2 separate regions of the Mus musculus genome follow, and region 1 is linked to region 2. The links are chromatin loops, found by intact Hi-C in ENCODE. Cell type or tissue: left cerebral cortex. All regions are shown on one strand. Links, peaks and the distances in the headings refer to the core of each region. The heading gives the core; the rest is flanking DNA.

Region 1 (2,500 bases), core at 1-2,500, 1.2 Mb before region 2:
CATCACAAGAGGGAATCCTATCCCATTACAGATGGTTGTGAGCCACCATGTGGTTGCTGGGAATTGTACTCAGGACCTCTGAAAGAGCAATTAGTGTTCTTAACTGCTGAGCCGTCTCTTCAGCACCACATAAATAAATTTTAAGATAAAAAAACACATAGATTAGAAATTTTTAACATTTTAAAATTATACTATCTTGCAGCTCATCTACCTAACAGCTACCAAAAACTTCTATGATTTTTCAAAAATTGTTGTGGGTAGTGGGACAGTGGGAAGGAGGTATTAACTCTAACATATTTCAAAAATTACTTAAACTAGTATTTTTACACTTGATTTAAAGAGTTGTTTTCAATGTTTCTTTAAAGCAAAGAAAGATCAACCTTTGGAAAGCTGAGTACACACAAACCGACATCGGAAAGAAAAGTCTCAATATTTGGGAAAAGGTAATGAGGTTTTTAATTATATTTAATGAGTAGATTCTTATTTCTTCATTCTCTTAGAGCTCAGTAATAATGATGGGTTGTAAGGGGCTTTGAAGCAGGACATATGATCCGGTTTTCCTGTGTTGGTTAAAATCCTAGGTGATGCCTGCTTTACATGATGCTAGTGATGAGAAGATTCTGTGATTATCAGGTGATGGTCAAGGCTACTGTGTTCTGTACCGAGTTCTCAGAATCCGATGGATAAAGAAGAGCCATCTTCTATTGCAACATTTGAGTTTCGACTCTTTCACACTATGAAGGCTAATAGTGACTTCAGAGAGCTTTTGTTTTATGGTCTATGTCTGCCAGAATTGATTATATTAGAAGTTAACCTCAGAAGATGTCATGTAAACGCAACTCTAAATCATTATAATCTCATATGGTTACAAAAATAAAGTGCTTTTAATCTTTAAAAACCTTTCTGGGCCAGCAAGATGGCTCAGCAGGTAAAGTTACTCAACTCCAAGTCTAGGAATCTGCTTTCAACTCCCAGTCCCACAAGGTAGGATGCCTCCCAGCCTGGGCCAGGATAGCAGTGGATTCACAGAGTAGGACTCTGGTGATGGCTTTAAAGTCGGGGGGTCTCAGGGCTTTCTAGCTCTGTAATTATACTGAAATGCTGATGATAACTTCTAAAAAGTCCTAAAAACTTTCTTGCTCTTTCTGGGGGTAAAAGACTGCTGGCTTAGGCAATTAACACCTTTAGCCTAACAGTGGAGGATTAAGCAATGCTGCCCTTGTTTTTTCTCAGCAGGAACTGCTGGGCTCTAACTTTTCAGCCTGCTAGTTGGAAGTCACAGGAAGAGAAGACGCTTAGAGAAGTGATTATAGAGTTTATTACCAAGTTGTAAAAAGTTTCCTATGAAAGCTATCTAAGGGGAAAAGCGAAAGATCCTAAGTGGGGAAAGGCACAAAGTCTCCTATTGATCTTCGTTCTATTGATGATTCTCGTGCTGCTCTTTGTCGTCAGTACTTAGACATCTTTCAGAATACATGATCACGTGTTACAAAGTTCATCACAAGTTCACACAAAAAATCAAATCATAAATTGAAACAGAAGTTTACAACGGCGAATGTGTGCATGCATATCCATTAGGAGTAACTATCTGGCTAAACATCCATCATCTGTCTGAGCTCCACAGGTTCACTGAAGGTTTAAAACCATAACTAAGCTATTAGTGAAGTTTTGTATAGATAAACCCAGTCGGTATTTTATCTTCTGTCCTAGCACCTACAATAAATCGTTAGTTGCCTTTTAATGACCTTTGGTTGATTGTTTAAAACCTTTTGGAATGTGCTCTGAGTAGGAGAAAGTCTGGTTACCATCTAAGAGCAAATAACTGGTGATGCTTGGAAGACTGACAGAGTTCTCATTGCAGCTTTGACTATCAGAAAAGGACCTAATAGCAGTCCCATTATAAAAGAGCTTAATAATCACAGATATAATTTTAGGAATTCTTATAGGATCATCATTAAGACTTAAGTCATCTATTTGTCTCTATAGCATCACTACAGGATAGTACATCTTCACAGATCTCCTCTAAAGGTAAAGGGGGTGTGGTACTACTTAGTGATTGTTATATATGTTTAATAATAACAGGAAAAGCCTATTAACAGCAGGAATCTTTCCTAAAATGAGTCCCTCACAGCCTTGCTTAGTGAGGGCTCACCTGTCACAGGTTATATAATAATCCGAGGCAGGCCACTTCAGGATGATCACCTGCTAGTTATTAGCTTGTCCCGTTATGGCTCCTGACAGTAGGAGAAGAGACCCTCCTTCTACAGGTTGTCCTCTGTCCTCCATCTCTCTCTGTCTCTCACACACACGTGTGGCACACACTTTTGCAGACACACTGCACACAGATTAAACACAACCTTTTTTTAAAGGGAGATAATTGCAGTATCTCTTTTCAGAGTAGTTCTAAGGATTGATGGATAGAGATAGTTATTTACAGAGTCTAATATTTCCTGAGTTTTCAAAAAGGCCAAATGTTTTAAGTCCTTTGCACATGTTAACT
Region 2 (17,792 bases), core at 5,801-8,300:
ATAGCTAGGAAGCAAGTGAAAATATTTCCTCTTCCTCCTTATAAAACACACCAAAATGGAACAACTCTCAACCAGCCTTAATAGGGAATGCATGGTATTGTCAGTATCTAATGATCTGAAGGCTTCTACCCTTTCTCATGGCAACACTTATGGAAGGAAAAAGAGGGTGAGCCCCTGTTTAGTTTAAGTACATGGTCCTTGAAATATAGAGGAAGGCATAGTAAAGACCTCAGTAAACAAACTGTAGATGTGTCTTCTGCTGGATAAAAACAAGCATGGGTGCTATTTAACCCTCTGGAATGTAAGTATTAGAAACGGAAGGGTGTGAGACCACTTTACTACTTCTTTTCTGAGACTGTCAAGCCAGGCACACTCACTCATGTTAGAACTATGTATGGTCCAGCTGGATTTAATGTGGCTTGAGTTGATCCTGCTTTATGGGACACTTGTCGATTCAGTAAAGTTCTTATTTTAATTAGACTCTCGTTCTTAGTCTCACATGGAGGTTTTTGTCAGTTTTGAAACCTACCACAGCTCTTGGCTTTACTCTGCCATTTTGAGCTTGTATCTCTGTTTGCCTCGCAGTCTCTGTCCCTCTGCCTCTCTCTCTCTCTTTCTCTCTCTCTCTCTCTCTCTCTCTCTCTGTTTCTATCTCTGTCTTTGTCTTTCTATGTATCTCTCTCTGTTTTTACCCCTTCCTTCCTTCCTTCCTCCCTCCCTTCCTTCCTTCCTTCCTTCCTTCCTTCCTTCCTTCCTTCCTTCCTTCCTTCCTTCCTTCCTTCCTTCCCTCCCTCCCTGCCTCCCTCCCTTCTCTCTCTCTCTCTCTCTCTCTCTCTCTTTCTTTCTTTCTTTCTTTCTTTCTTTCTCTCTGTCTCTCTCTCTCTGCCCATGCCCACTGAATTTACAGTGTTCAGTTTTCTGAGACGTCTCTCTTGCTCTCTTACCAGCCTACATACAGCCTTCTTGCCTCCAGCGTATCCTCAAAGTGAGTACAGCACAGGACTGGTATTTTTTTCAATGGCAGCTTAGTACACGTCTCTGAAATATGTCATTTTTAATGGCCTCCTTGGAGACACACTATATATTTTATTTCATTAAAAACATTTGCAGGTGAAGGAAAAGAGCTCACTGCCCCTGGTAAGTTCAACTGGATGTGGCATAAGATTGGTAGAACGGAGATATAGCAATGTCTCATTTACCTAGGACCTCAAAGACATGTTCCTAATTCACAGGAATGAAGTAGTGAAAAATGCAGAAGAGAACCTAAGGCATGAGAGCCTGTGTTCTTGAAAACAAAGGGTTAATGCCCTGTGTCTGTTATTACTGCAGCCTGTGCTTCTGTCTTCTGCAGTAGCCATCGGGTCTCTTCTCAGAGCTCAACGCTGTTGGTTACACGGCTGGTTTGTCTCCTGCACATGGGCAAACCCCCTGAGAGGGAAAAGTAGGGACCATGTTGCTTGGGAAGTTTCCAGCAAGAATTAATTGCATTAATGCATAAAGGGATTAGTTCCATCCATGCTACACTATAGACATGGTTAACAGGTCAGATTTCTATTCATTTTAGTAGTTTGCCATAAGAAACCCCCACAATTAATGTAATATATTAGTGGATGGATTGAATAAGAGCTAAGTATCCAGTGACTCTCTCTCTCTCTCTCTCTCTCTCTCTCTCTCTCTCTCTCTCTCTGTGTGTGTGTGTGTGTGTGTGTGTGTGTGTGTGTAAGACTCACATAGAAAGAGGAGTGAGCAAGGCAGGGACAGAGGAAGAGAGTTTGAAATATTCTGTGCAGAGAAGAACCATATCTGAAACCATTCCCAGTCATATCGAGCTTAGTAAATCTTAACAATGATCCCAGGTAAAGCAATCCACTTAGGAGTGCACAGGTCCCAAAGCCCTATGTAAATTTAATCTAGCTATTAGATAATCTTTAGGCTCTGGTGCAGAACTCATTTGGTACTTAAGAGCTTTGAGTCACAGGGAGTGCCACTTAACTTTAAAGGAAGTCAAGTAGCCCATTTGTAAAGAGCAATGCTGAAACCTGCTGTGGAATGAGGCCCACACGTGGAGGTCTATGGTTTGAGTGCTTGGGAGTGTCATGGAGGCTTCAAGGCTAGATCGTTTTGAGTCACTGAGAAGCCAAGTGCATCTCTGGGTAAGGAGTATGATGCTTACTTTTAGTCGTAAACTTGACACAATCTACAATCACCTGGAACAGAGTCTCAGTGGGGGAATCCCTAGTGCCTCAAAGACAAAGATGTTCCTAAGTCTATGGGAAATTGTCCTTGATTCTGTTCATTGAGGTGGGAAGAACTGCCTGTTGTGGGTGACACCATTCCCTAGGTTTGTGCTCTGGCTGGGCATGAAAGTAGAGAGAGAGCTAGCTGAGCTGTTGTAAGCATGCATGCATTCTCTCTCTCTTTGTCCATTTTTATATTGTTTCCCTCATTTGTTAAGCATATTTTCCTTTCTAATACAGTGTAATATAATTAATTACAGTTTCCCTTCCCTCTACTCCTCTCAGTTTGTCCCCATCTGCTCTACCATTGGTTCTACTCCCTTTCTGTCTCTCACTAGAAAAGAACAGGCTTGTAAGAGATAATGACAAAACATTACAAAATAAAATTATAAGATTAAAAAAAGCCACCGGGCAGTGGTGGCGCATGCCTTTAATCCCAGCACTTGGGAGACAGAGGTAGGCGGATTTCTGAGTTCGAGGCCAGCCTGGTCTACAGAGTGAGTTCCAGGACAGCCAGGGCTACACAGAGAAACCCTGTCTTGAAAAACCAAAAACAAACAAACAAACAAACAAACAAAGCCATCATATCGTCATATCAAAGTTAGACCAGTCAAGCCAAATGAAAGAGTCCAAGAGAAGGCACAAGAATCAAGATGCCCATTAGTTCACACACTTGGAATTCCCTAAAAGCATTGAACTGAAAGGTATGGTTTATCTGCAGTGGACCTGGTGCAGACCTGTGTAGACCCTTGCTGCTTCAGGCTCTGAGTTCATATGAACTCTAGTCTGTTGTTTTAGGGGGGGTCTCATTCTTCTTGTGCCCTCTGTCCTGTGTCCCTCACTCCTTCTGCATCATCTTCTGTGGGGTTCCCTGAGCTCTGAGGGGAGGGATTTATTTGATGGCTGCTCTCTGCTTTTGACTGTGAACTTAAGTAGCTGCTTCACATTCTGGCTTTCCAGTAATGATGGACTGTACCCTGGAACTATAAGCTAAAATAAACCTTTCCTCCCCTAAGTTCTTCTGTCTGAGTATTTCATCACAGCAACAAGAAAGAAAACCGGACACCTACATCCTAAGGATCAAGGTCCTTTCCCAGGGAAAGTAGAGCTTCAGGGGGCGGGGCCAGTCCCATCTGTAAAGTCCTTGCAAGCATGAAGATCTGAGTTTGATCCCCAGAACCTACATAAAAATGTCCTACAGAGTGGCTTGTGCTTGTTACCCAGCCCTGGGAGGCAGAGAGAGGAGATCCAGGGCTGTTGCCAGCTAGTTTAACCTAATTGATGTACTCCAGGCCAGCGAGGAGCTTGTTTCAAAGGAAAGTCATTGATGATGTCCCTGAGATTGCCACTCAAGGTTATCACACCTACACACACATGCGCTGACCCTAACAGAGTTTCAGTGACATGACAGAGTTCAGAAGAGATCTAAACTAGCTTATTCATGTATCACTCTAGAAAGTTATTAAAATTAAACTATATCACTCTAAAAACATTAAAATTAAACTAACATATGTGGAGATTAGAACTGTCAATCACCAAGACAGGCCAAACCAAAACTAGAAGAACTGATTTGATGTAGAGCTCTGTATACATCGGACTCCCTGGCTCTCATAAAGTTCTATGCATTCTATTTAGACAGAGACAACCGAATGAGATCTGGGGCTGGGGCTCAGTAGGAGAGTGCTTGCCTGGCCTATTTTAATTCTGTACCACAAGAAAAGATAATGACCAAACACAAAAACAGCAGCCTTTAATCCCACTTTCAAGCCCAGGGGCAGATCCATAAACTGATATTTTTAATGGCTCCTCAAAGTACTTGTGTGAAAAGATGTTTGACATCCCCCTAGGGCAGCAGAAAGAGTAACTGAAAAGTCTGACAGGAGATGCTTTACACACTGGGTGGGATGAGAGCCTCACAAGGTTTTTCAGAAGAGAAGAAACAGCATATGAAGTTGTGAATAAACAGCGATTATCAGGAGCCATAACGGGACAAGCTAATAACTAGCAGGTGATCATCCTGAAGTGGCCTGCCTCGGATTATTATATAACCTGTGACAGGTGAGCCCTCACTAAGCAAGGCTGTGAGAGACTCATTTTAGGAAAGATTCCTGCTGTTAATAGGCTTTTCCTGTTATTATTAAACATATATAACAATCACTAAGTAGTACCACACCCCCTTTAGAGGAGATCTGTGATGTACTATCCTGTAGTGATGCTATAGAGACAAATAGATGACTTAAGTCTTAATGATGATCCTATAAGAATTCCTAAAATTATAGCTGTGATTATTATGCTCTTTTATAACGGGACTGCTATTAGGTCCTTTTCTGGTAGTCAAAGCTGCAAGGAGAACTCCGTTGGTCTCCCAAGTGTCACCAGTCAATTGATGGTAACCAGACTTTCTCCTACTCAGAGCGCATTCCAAGAGGTTGTAAAACAATTAACCAAAGGTCATAAAAAGAACTAATGATTTATTATGGGTGCTAGGACAGAAGGTAAAATATCGACTGGGTTTATCTATAGAAAACTTCACTTATAACTTAATTATGGTTTTAAACCTTCAGTGAATCTATGGAGCTGAGACAGGTGATGGATGTTTAGCTAGATAATTCCTCCTCATGGATATGCATGAAGACATTCTCTGTTGTAAACTTCTATTTCAATATATGATTTGATTTTCTATATAAACTTTTGATGAACGTTTTTTAACATGTTATCATGTATTCTGGAAGATGTTTAAGGGCTAAGGACAAAGAGAAGAGTCAGAACTGAGGGACTGAGGTGAGAGGAATGGAGGTGAGAAAAACTGAGCTGAGAGGAACTGAGCTGAGAAGTTTTTAGACAGAACACTTTTTTAGATTAGAAGGAGAATGCATCATGGAATAACTTAGAAATTGTAGGCGATGTGCAGAATGCAGAAGGAAAGAGGGGAAAAAGAAGATGTCGCAGAGAGCCAAAGGAGCAGGCAGGCTTCTCCTTACCATGGGACAGAATAGGTCCCATGGTAAGGACAAGGCAGGTTTAGTCTTATTAACAGAAACAAAGCTTTTTTTCTTACAAACATGGGTTTAATTCATTTAGTATTAAAAATGTAGAAGTCTTTTCTTTCTCTATGTAATAAAGATTGGAGCTCATTTTTCATCCAGAATGAGTGAGTTCTTTCTGCACCAGTGCTTGGTCTTTTGCTCCGCATGCATATATCAGTATGGATGTGTGTGTAAGCTTTGGGTTTGAGTGGAAATGTGTAAATGAATAAATGAGCATGCATGAATCTGTATATGAATTTATGTAAGATTATGCATATTCACTTATGTAAAAGTTTTTCCTCTGCGAGTGTTATTCTCTTCTCCTGGTTCAATACAAGTTTATTGTTCCAAACTTCCTCCTAGCCCAACAAGCAAGAGGCATCTGAACAACAGGGAAAAGGCTCTAGCAATTAATCCTTTACTCAATCTCCTGCTGTTTTAGGATGAGGTGCTAAGTGCCAGAGACTGCAGTTTCAGGCCTCAGAGGATCACAGAAGGCAGGTCAGCTACAATAGCATGGTAAGGTAGACTTAGATAAGTAAACTTTTTTATTATACAGAAACCCTAAATTTCGTGTAAGACAAAGTCTTACCCTCTGCCTATGCTCTTCCCCCTCCGCTGACTCAAGAAGAACCAACAAGAAAGAAGAAACCCCCCACGCTGGGGCTGCCCCAGGCAAGCAATGTTAGAACTCATACTACAGGTTTACAAAGCAATGCTGTCTGTCCAGAAACCTCTTCACAATCTGCACACTGGGCCTCCGCATTCCTTGTGGGAAGAATGGAGGATAGGAGAGAGGGAGTGAGAAGTGAGGGTGGGTATACACATGGATTCATGCTTCCTAGAAAACCAAGGCCTTTTAGGTAACGGAGCCTTGGCACTTCCATGTTAATTAAGCAGGGATAATGATGTGGAGACCATAGACTGGTTCTCATGGGGAGTAGATTGCAGCTCTTAATCTTACGACCATTACTCTCATATTCTTCAATGTATTAATTACTTTTCTAAGTATATAAAAATGTGATAAATCTCCATGACCAAGGCAATTTATAGAAGAAAGAATGCATTTGGGGGCTTATAATTCTAGAGGGTTATGGCCTGTAATGTTATAGATAGCAAGCAGCAGACACAGGAGCTAGAGCTGGAGGCTGAGAGCTCCCTTATCAGACCACAAACAAGAAACACAGATGGGGGAGGGGGAAGAGGAGAAAGAGGGAGAGGGAGAGGGAGAGGGAGTGGGAGAGGGGAAGGGGGAGGGGGAGGGGGAGGGGGAGGGGGAGGGGAGGGGAAGGGGGGGAGGGGGAGGGAGAGGGAGAGGGAGAGGGGGAGGGAGAGGGAGAGGGGGAGGGGAGGGGAAGGGGGAGGGAGAGGGAGAGGGAGAGGGGGAGGGAGAGGGAGAGGGAGAGGGAGAGAAAGGGATCTTACTAGAAATAGCAACATGGTTTTTAAATCCTCAAAGCCTACTCCATCCAGTGATACCATTTCCCCAGCTAGGCCACACCTCCTAATTCTCCTCAAAAAGTCAACAGCTAAGGACCAAGTATTTAAATGGCTGCTACTCAATGAGGGACTTCTCACTCAGACCACCACAGGCTCCTCTTGTTCAGATAAATAAATGCGGTTTGCAAAGCTAAAGACTGGCAGCCTCTGGATTCAGCCTTGACTCACAGGTGGTGAATGAGAGTTTCAGTTTCCCACATAAATTCATAGCAAACAAAGCTTAGGGAACAGACTTGAGCTACTGTATATTGGCCATTCCGAAAGGGAAAATCAAGAGAAAGTGTGTGTGTGTGTGTGTGTTTGTGTGTGTGTGTTAGAAAGAATGAGAGAGCATATGTGTCTCTCTGTGTGTGTATGTCTGTCTCTCTGTCTCTGTCCCTGTCCCTGTCTCTCTCTCTCTCTCTCTCTCTCTCTCTCTCTCTCTGTGTGTGTGTGTGCCTTGCATGTATATTGTGGAAGTGTCATCTTTCAGGTTCCCTATATCTACATGTAGGTTTAGTCTTGGGACAGTGGGAGAAGAAATCATGCCAACTACAAAAGCCATGCTCTCCCATGAATGGGATGTAACATGAATAAAAAAAAATAATCAGAAAAAAAAAAGCCATGCAACTGTAGTAGAATTGTAGGTGTGAAAGCGATCTGTCTGGATAAGGGGAAAGAAAACCATAAAGCAAGCTGTATTCTGCTCCTGGCACTTGTGGGAGCTCACCCCCTCCCTTGGCTCCCATCTGTTCCTACAGGGCTAAGGCATTACATGAATATGGCCGAGCAACTTCAATGTAGGCAAGAATCCTTGGCTTACTAACAATGAGATTTCTGGTTTCCTTCCAGAGTCTCTGACTTCAGTACAAAACAGAGCCAGGATTCCGTAGCTGCCTCAAGTGAGTCTTACATAGTCTTTTAAGGCAGTGGCTGCAGAGCCATTAACAGGCAGGCACACCTCTCATGATGTATTTCTGTGATGATTTAGCTCAGAGCCTTAAAGTGTGTGTCCATTAAATTTATTCTGTTCAGAAACAAAATAAAGTTGGTAATGTGAACTACCTAGGATCCACTTCACTTCTCCCTTTGCTGGGTAGTTTCCAATTTTGAAGAGAATTTCAAATTCCATTTTATTAAATTACAAGCACTTCATGGCACAAAGTGAAAGAGCTATGCTTCCATTTGCCAGGGATTTTGAAGACAGGGAGCAATAGAGTGTAAGTTCCTCTTTTAGCTAAAAATAGATAAACTATAGTGCTTTGCCTGTGTAAAATGGGCTTTGAGAAAAATCCAGCCTTAATTATCAGTCCCACTTTAGGATGCCGCACAGTGGCTCTTAGTGAGACGTGATGAATGGTAAGAATTACATAAATATCTCCCTTTCCGTGTGATGGCAGAAACACGTTTGGGAACATTGAAAGATATTATTACTTATTGAGTACAGGGTGTCAAACACTATACTAGATACTTTCAGATGTTACTTAAACACATCTTTTTTGCTGGAAGCCACAGACTCTAACATTCAATGCAAGTGTACCACCACTGAGCTACACTTCCATGTGTATGTACTTCCATGTGTAAGAACTTGTTACACTGCTCATTGGTTGTGTGTGAACATGTGTGCTTTTCCCATGTACTCTCCCTCCCCAAAGTTACTTTTGGTTCACGTGTTTACCACTGAGACAGAAATGAGGCTACTGAGTCATTCTCTATGCACATACCTATTTTCTTACAGTTTTATCACTCATCTACCAGGAAGCAGGTATTCCTGATAAGAACTTGAGTACTATACATTTAAAAAAATTTTTTTTTTAATTTATTCTAAGGATATTACTTTAGGAAAAAAAATTGATTCTATATCACATTATGTTTGATAACTTTTCTATTACTAGAAACTGAGACTTATTCTTGATGCAGTTCAAAAATACCCTAGCACTAGCTGCAAATATGGGCCTCGGTGTATTGGGAATCTAAGCATAAGTCACGTGAGGCAGGTGTAGAAGTAGAGTCTCTAATTTTCTGTCTTCTCCCTCATGGCAGGGCAAAGACATAGAAGAGATGTCTGCCTATACTCAGAGGGGAGAGACATCCTTGTCTCTGAAGATACAGAGAGGCAGAGAAGACTCTGAACCCACAGCCCTGCTAAGTGTGCCACATCATGGCAATTATTACCAGAGTACACACACCCTCTCACCAGATGTTCCTTCCCTACCACATTTCTTTGGACTTAACATTCTTTATGGAGATTCTATGCCATGTAAGACCTATGAATTGAAGTGCATCAATTTTATCAATACATCTTTTTCATTTTTTTTTTTTTTTGTTTTGGACCCAGGGACATAGGCTAAGACAATGGAAGAAAAGACTTTTATTTTCCCCTCTCTATTCCCCTCCCTCCTTCCCTCTCTCTTCCCTTTCCTTCTTTCCTCTTCTTGTTTTTGATTTTTCTTCTTTTTCTAGTTCTCTCCTTTTTTTCTTTCCTTGACTGACTGAGAACAGGTTTCATGTAGTCCCACTCAGTTTGACACTCCCTATGTAAGCCGCCACAGCCAGCTAAAATTGTGTATTGTTGACTTTAAATTAAGAAGAACCTGTCCCATAGAGCTAAATAAACTAAGTTCAGGATGGTTAATGGTGGGGCATACCACCCACTCCACCTACCAATTATACGTAGGCAAATGAGGAGGGTTTCTGTACTCACAGGTTATCCTATACTGCTTTCTCTATACCATATGGAAATGATTAATGCAGGCCACACAGTCCCCATGCAACTGAGTATCAGAACCAAACTAGAATATGAACATGGAGAAGACTGGAGAGGGACAATACCATTTGCAAAATCTTTCCAAATGTCAGCCTCTTTACAAATCAAGAAGTTAATTATTTACCACATAGACAAGCCAGCAAGACAGAAAGAAAAATGTGGGCGGTCAAGGGTTTTGGTTATTTCAAGAAGTAGTGATTGTTTCCATCAGCCTCCCATTCACTTCCATGCTAATGAGGGGTTTTTAATCTCCATTGAAGAATCTGCTTCCTTTGTTTAATTCAGCAAACCCAGCTTACATCATAAGCAGCTATGTATGCAAGCACCATACCTTACCCCAAGAGGAACTTCTTGGTCATAAGTGATCCTGGCCAAGGAACAGAAATTTGGCTACCTCAAACAGGTTTCCAATGCAGGCGTGGTCAAACAACCATTTTATAGTTACAAAATGAAAGAGTCCTAAATCAAGGCATTACCTTTGGTGGCAGTAGAACAGCAAAACTAGAGCACTCTGCTATAGGCCTTAGATGTTATTGAAGAAAGCCCAAGACATATATTTAGCTTTGCCTCTGAAACATCTCACTATAATCTTGAGGCTGTAATCTGTAATAGAGCTGTGTGTTTTTTTTTTTTTCCTGTAAGCTTCAGCTCATAGTTATTTAGCTTTAAAATGCTTGGGAATTTATTTTTTTTTACTGATTGAATTCCATGTGGTGCATCCTTAATTATATCAAAGTGTCAATGTGTATTTTGTGGCTCATAACCTGACCTGTTTCTGGTATATTTTCCCCTTAGGAAGAGTAGATGTACTACTCTTGTTGGGTTGAGAGTTCTGCAAATGTCAGGTTGGGTTGCTTGCTTGGGTTGTTTAATATTTCAATCTTCTTGTGGACTTCTCTCTTGTTCTATCAATTACTTGGAGAGAAGTGTTGAAGTTCTCAAATATAATCATGTTTATATCCCCCTTTGTTTCTATCAGGTTTTGCTTTATGCACTTCAAGGATTGGTTGTTAGATGCCTATGTATTTAGGATTGTGTACTCTCCTTGGGGACTTGTCCACATCATGATTCTGAGATGCTAGTGTTCTTCCTCTGGTACCTGTTAATACTGATGTCTATGTCACCTGAAGCCTATATAACCAATTCAGATTTGTTTTGATTAGCATTTGCATGGCATTTACATGTCACATGTGTTTATATGCATCTACTCTTAACCTTTTTCTTTATATACAGAATGGATTTCTTTATATACAGAAAATTAATTTTTTTCTTTTTTCAATGTCTGACTTATAGACATTTAGGTCTTCTATTTTAGTGGTTTAAGGAGAATAGGAGGTCTAGAAAAGATTTACATTAAAGCCATAGGAATGTAAAGAAGGTAATATTATTTTCTTATTAGTTTATTGTTGCTTATAAAAATACCATGCCTTTTCTATTTTGTCTACAAAGCCTACATATATTTCTTATGTGCTGTGAAATATTCTTTCAAAGACAGGTTTTATTTTCTTATTAAGCACTCCATGTTTTCTTCTTGTTTCTGGATTCTTTTTCACAAGTTTTATTCCTTTTATCCCTGAGGAGAAAGACCAAGGCAACAGACCTGTGGGATATGAAAAAACACCTTCACATTTCTTTAGAATGCTGTTAGCTTTGTCCACTTAGCTTGCACAGTAGGATTCAAAATTTAGAGGGTCTAAGTCTCCTACCTTTGTGTGTGTGTGTGTGTGTGTGTGTGTGTGTGTGTGTGTGTGTGCCATATGTGCTTTAAGAATGTATGACTGGGACTGGAGAGATGGCTCAGCCATTAAAGGCACCAACTGCTTTTCCAGAGGACCCAGGTTCAATTCCCAGGATCCACACGGCAGCTCACAACTTGCTATAGCTCTAGTTTCAGGGGATTGTATACCTTCACACAGACATATAATATAAGCAGGCAAAGTACCAATGCACATAAAATAAAAATAAAATTTCCCTTAAAACTAAAGAATAATAGGATTGGCTTAAGTAGGAACTTCAGACTATATGGGTTAACATGCTGACCTGTGCAGTTACTTCCTATTAATGTTGATAAGGTTTAATTACTTTTTCTGCATTTCGGCTTACTTACTTAAACTCTGCAAACAGTGACACTTTACAAAATCATGAAAATAAGGGAATAAAGTTAATGAAAGAGTTTAGAATAGTGTCTGGCCCAAGGTAAATACTGCATGCTATTTGATGTCTTGCTATCATCATTTTCTTAGAGAAGTCCTCTACTTCCCAAGGTAGCCCTTTGTTGGTTACTGCGATATCAGGGGACTAAAAATCTAAGCCACTTTGGGTAGTAGAGTAGTGACTCTCTTCCTGTAACTCTAGGCAGGAATTTCAGCTGATTACAGGCGTACTTCCCAAAGTTACAGCAGCATACCTTTTATATGTGGGAAGAATTCAATAGTTGGTTGCTGATCTGAATTCACCCAACACACAGAAGCTCTGATTAAGAATAATGGCACATAGACAAACTTCCTGCCTATATATTCAAAGCTGATAGAGGAAATTTTTCTTTCTTTCTTTTAAAATTTATTTATTTATTTATTTTTATTTATTTTATTTTTTTTAAAGATTTATTTATTTATTTATTTATTATATGTAACTACACTGTAGCTGCCCTCAGACACTCCAGAAGAGGGAGTCAGATCTCGTTATGGATGGTTGTGAGCCACCATGTGGTTGCTGGGATTTGAACTCCTGACCTTCGGAAGAGCAGTCGGGTGCTCTTACCCACTGAGCCATCTCACCAGCCCTTAAAATTTATTTTTAATTAATTAACTTTTTACATCAAATGCTACCAGGTGCCAGTCTCCCTCCCCCCCCAGAGACCTTTGCCCTCCCTCTCTCCTTCTCCTTTGAGAAAATGGGACCCCCTTTGAGGATTCCCACCCTGGTACATCAATCAAGTTTCTACCAGAGTAGGCATATCCTCTCTCACTGAGGCTAGACACGGCACGCCTGCTAGGAAATAGATATAATAGGAAATAATGTAAGGTTACAGTTTTAGGGAGAGCTTCTACTCTGGGGGTCCATAGTCTTAATTCATCTGGACCCTCGAGATCTCTCAAACACTGGACCACCAAACAGACAGCACACACCAGCTCATATGAGGCCCCCAACACACATACAATAGAGGACTTCCGGGTCTGTGTTCATGATGATGCACCTAACCTTCAAGAGATTGGAGGCCCCAGGAGTTTAGAGGTCAGGTGAGGTAGAGGGTGGGGGCATCCATGTAGAGATGGAGTGGGGTGGGAAGGAGGTGTGGGGTGTGGCACAGTTGGAGGGTGGGTGGGGAACGGGGAATGGAGTATGGAGTGTAAAAATTGAATTACAAATAAAATTAAATTAAAAAAATCAGATAGGTCTATTTCCTTGCAATATATCAAAAGTCATTTAGCATCAACAAATATAGTGATATATCTTTTGTTTGTTTCCAAGGGAAGGTGTTGACATTAATTGTTTAACATTAATTCAAGGCTCAATATATAATTGACAGCTTTAGACTTGGTATTGAAGATCAAAAGGAATCAAGAACTAAGAGGTCCTTAAGTATTTTTAAGAAACATGGCCTTCACACTGCAAGACCATTACCAAACACATATTATGCCCCCAAATGATGTAAAATATAAGACAAGGCTTTAACACCCAAGACATAACAGAGCCGGTGAGCTAGGTGGTTTCTTTTCCCTAGTAAGGGGCAGCAGCAGTGATGATTGGACTTCAGTGGGCAAAAGGATTAAGAAGGAATCAAGAGGTGCCTATAAGCTAGTGAAGAAAACATACAGGGCATAGAGACTAAACAGCATGCACACACACAAATACACATACACACATACAGTCACACACACATAAACTCACACACACAAATACACACATACATACGCTCACACACAAATATACACACACACATATACACACACAAATACACAAACATACACACACTCACACACAACTATATGCAAACAAATACACACACAGTCATACACCCACTCATACACTCACATACACACACAAATACACATACACACATACAGTCACACACACATACAGTCACACACACACATACATACACTCACACACAAATATACACACACACACTCACACACACACACTCATAACACACTCATATACACACACAAATACACAAACATACACACACTCATACACACACTCACACACAACTATATGCAAGCAAATACACACACAGTCATACACCCACTCATACACTCACTCACTCACACACACACACACACACACACACACACACACACACACACGGGAAAGAGAGAGAGAGAGAGAGAGAATATGACTTATATGTTCAATCCTAAGAAAATGAGATAATTAACCAAAATAGAGGGATGGCTGGGGCAAGAACTGTGAGAAAAGTAATTTAACACATGGAAAATAGTTCAGATTTAAATACCCATGGCAGACACTCACGGTGCTTAACAGGTTTGGGGTTTTTTGTTTGTTTGTTTTTTAAATCATTTGTTTGGTGACTCCAGAGAGCCTGTGATGTTCAGAATGAGAAAGTAAGTTTTCTAATGCACCAAGGAAAGAAATCTGCAGGTGAGTCAGAGTCCCTTGAGGGAGGTGGCTTTGCTGTCTGCCACCTTGAGTGGCACCACACTTGCTTGAACTGCCAGCTCCGTAAGTTATTTCAACTCCTCTAAGCTGCTTTTCCCATCCATGCCTACCATCTAAATTTGCAGAGGGGCTGAAAAGATTAAAAGTATTTAGAATCACTGCTGTGTGATAAAAAAAATACTCTAATAGCTTCTTTACCTGACATACTGCTTCAGCACCATAGCTGCTCCGGGAGCCTTGTACTGGAACTCAGATGCCAGGCTGTATGTTCGGTATGTTCTGCTAACATAAGTATATCAGCTAGTTAAAGAAACCTCTGTATAGGGCAACATATAGCTGAGTCCTAAAGAAACTGGTATCTTTGAAGCCCAGTTTGCTCAGCTACACTAACTCCTCAGCAGAGCCCTGCAGGGCGTTTGTTCATTTCTTGCTTGAAATACAAGTGTCTGCGTGGACTCTGTACTCTTTATGGTACGGAGATACCTGCAGACATTGTTACCTCATCCAAAGTCATAAACTAGAGATTCACTGAAGTGCTCATGACCGAGACAGAAGCCTCCTTCTGATGTGGATAGAGATCTACAGAAATTCTCATCTGGTCACAACGCAGAGAACAACAGACTGTGGGGACCTTAGCCACCGCTACAGGTCTATGATGCAAACAGGGCATCTAAGACTCAGGGAACATCAGGGAAAGTGGGAACAGAAAGGATATACTGATAACCGTTAAGATTGAATTCATGGAGAAAATACAGAAGCAAGCTTACTCATTCTTAAGTACTTATAAATGAGAGCCTCTCCATGCTTCAATTGATAGTAAGAAGACAGGCCCAAAGAAAGATGGTAAAGAGGCACAGAGGTAGATCTTAAGTTAGCAGAAGGCCCATAATATAAGAAGATGGTCTGCTTAGGCATAAGTTGAGGGAGGCAGATGTACGTCTCCATGGCTCCCTTTCTCTTTCACCATGAGTCAATTCTTGATGGCATCATGGTTCTGCCTGTATCTGGTGTCTGAGTCTGGAGTTACCCCACAGCTTCATTGGTGAGCAAGTCTGTTCTTGTTCTTGTTCTCTCTCTCTCTCTCTCTCTCTCTCTCTCTCTCTCTCTCCCTCTCTCTCTTTCTTTCTCTCTCCCTCTCTCTCTCTCATACAAATTAAATTTTAATTGCAGAAAGTTATAATTAAATGTTACCAGTATTAAAATATAGAACAAAAACAGTAAAAAAAAATATCCCTGGCCAGTTGCGTTTCTTTCTTCATTTTGAAATTATTATTTTCCTTTGCTCAAATTTGTTTTTAGGTCATTTGCCCCTTTATTTACATAAAGTCATTCCTCACATGTTTGTTTGTACAATTAGTTCTTTGTCTGTGGGTGATTTGCAAATATCTGGGTTGGTTGTTAACTTGTTTTTCACCTGCATTTATGTCTCATAAATAGTGAAGGTTTGAAATATGGATGATATCAATGGATAGACCTCCCTTCCTTCCTTTGTGCCTTCTGGGTTTATATTTTGTTTTTCCAAGAAAGTTCTTCTTTCTTATAGGTTATAAATGTCTATTGCTTTTTTTAATTTACTTTTTCTATAGTTTAAAAACTTGGATGCTCATTCACATGCTGATAAAAATCAAAATCACATTAAAATACAAATACTAAAAGCCTGGCTTCTAGCTCTGGCTTCTTACTGTATTTAACTAGTTTCTTCTTTATTTTTCTATTATTTCCTAGTGTTATTTATAGAGACATATGAACATGATACACATGACTATACTGTATATTTATAAGTGCTTAATCATTTGTGAATGCATATGAACAATGTCCTTGGGGTTTTGCTTTCAGAATCCCCTTAAGATAAAAAAATCTACAGATGCTCAAATCCCTTTCCAAACAATATGTAATATTTGTACATATCCTAGGCATATAATACCTAATACAACATAAATACTATGTAACTATTTGTTATGTAGTCCTGTGTAGGAGATCCTGAAAAAAAACTCCACTCCCTACACGTCCCCTGCAGAAAAAGCGTGTTCCCTACAGAGGCCACCAATGCAGACCTAACTCCATTTCAGCCCATGGTTTGTTGAATTCACAGATGTGGAAGCCCTGGGTATGAAGGACCAACCGTGGATAAACCATTAATACACAAAAGATTACTTTCGTGATCTCGTTTACCAATGTACGTGGAACATTAAAAACAATCAGATGTGCCAATCGACATTTACATTAATAGATAGACATTCCTTTCTCTTCCCCTTCTCTTTCCTTCCTTTCCTCCCTCCTTGCTTCCCTCCCCTTTTCCTTCTTCTCTATCCCATCTTCTCTGTTTTGAAGACTCCCTGTGTGAGGAACCATCATTTGGGTACCAGGATCTACTACCGCACACTGGGGATTGGTGCCATTTAATTATACTTACTATTTTCATTGCTTAGACTGAATTCCCAACAAGGCAACTTAATGGAGGAGGAGTCATTCTGCGTCCTGGTTGGGGATGCAGCTGTCATGTAAGGAAGCATGAAGTCAGGTTTCACGGAAGTGGGGCACGTGGCTGAGTTTCCTCTCACACCTTACCAAACGCGAAGCAGAGACTGGGAGTGCCTGTGTTCAAGTGGCTTTGTCATTTCCTTCTTTTTATTTGGTTCAGGACACTAATTCATGACAGGATGCCACCCACATTCAGGACAGGACTTCACCTCCCAGCTAATACTCTGTGGAAATGCCTTCTTAGACACTACCTCATTATTATACAACAAACACTTGTACTTGAATATGTACTTAATTTTACACAGACATTCTTAATCTAAACTCCTACTTGCTCCACTCCAGAAGTTTCTGAGCATTGACAAACAGAACGTCTCCACCTAAGGTCATGTGACAGGTCACAGATAAGATGAGTGTGCATAAAATTAAATCACAAACAAGATCACCTTGAGGCTATGAGTATAACACCCATATGAAACATAAATGAGTTCTGTGCCCCAGAGCTTCCAGCTCATCCCTAGGACATCTTGTTATGTATTTATAAACATCCTGAAATTCAAACAAAATCTAAAGCTCCAAGTACTTCTGGTCCATAGTGTTTTAGGTAAGTTTTATTCAGCCAATATGTTGTGTTAGAGAGAACTATTTATGTAATGCCCTGTTGAGGTTTTCTCTGTTACTGTCTACTGTAACGCTAAGTGCGGGCCCAAGACCTGGAGTCTTCACCTAGCCCCTGTAATCCTGCCCCCGAGTCAATTCTGATTGGTGAATATAGATGGCAACAGCCAATAGATGGGCAGAAGAGATATAGGTGGAGTTTTAGGTTTCGATGGCTTGGGGTTAGAGGGGAGCGGGAGAAGAAGGTAGGGAGAGGAGGGAGGAGAGGCAGCAATGGGTTAAGGGTCAAGAGAGTGTGGCCCTGAGGGCTGCCCAGTTGGAGCTAAAAACAGCCCAGATGGAACATAGTAAATAGAAATAACTTGGGGTTAACAATAGGAAAGTAGACTCTAATAGCATGGGTAGCTGCCCAGCTATTGTGTTCGTTAAGGTTTATTAAAAATATGATAATATATTACATTAAATATATTTATTATATTAAAAATAAAATAATATAAAAATATTGTGTGTGTCTTTCATCCAGGAACTCAGTAACCAAAGGTGGGGTAGAAACCCTGGGATGGGATT

The links. Hi-C counts contacts between places; a loop is a spot of excess contacts. Peaks named below come from ENCODE experiments on the same cell type or tissue, not always from the same donor. Only the 100,000 strongest peaks of a DNase experiment are listed, where the experiment ranks them.
Region 1: it touches region 2 in a loop (26-fold over the local background); 2 of 42 quality-filtered maps call a loop at or near these places.

What each region holds. Positions count from the first base shown.
Region 1 is chr17:71,521,525-71,524,024 of GRCm38, reverse strand. Ndc80 (NDC80 kinetochore complex component) reads left to right here. Exons shown (of 17, transcript NM_023294.2): 3 at 366-443. Among named protein-coding and RNA genes, the nearest start is that of Ndc80, 4.1 kb to the left of the region's middle. In left cerebral cortex, for the core only: no CTCF peak of the experiment used is centred there; no DNase peak of the experiment used is centred there.
Region 2 is chr17:70,353,565-70,371,356 of GRCm38, reverse strand. It overlaps a transcript of Dlgap1 not described here. Among named protein-coding and RNA genes, the nearest start is that of Dlgap1, 62 kb to the left of the region's middle. In left cerebral cortex, for the core only: no CTCF peak of the experiment used is centred there; DNase peaks (open chromatin) are centred at 6,914 and 7,519; H3K27ac peaks cover 365 bases.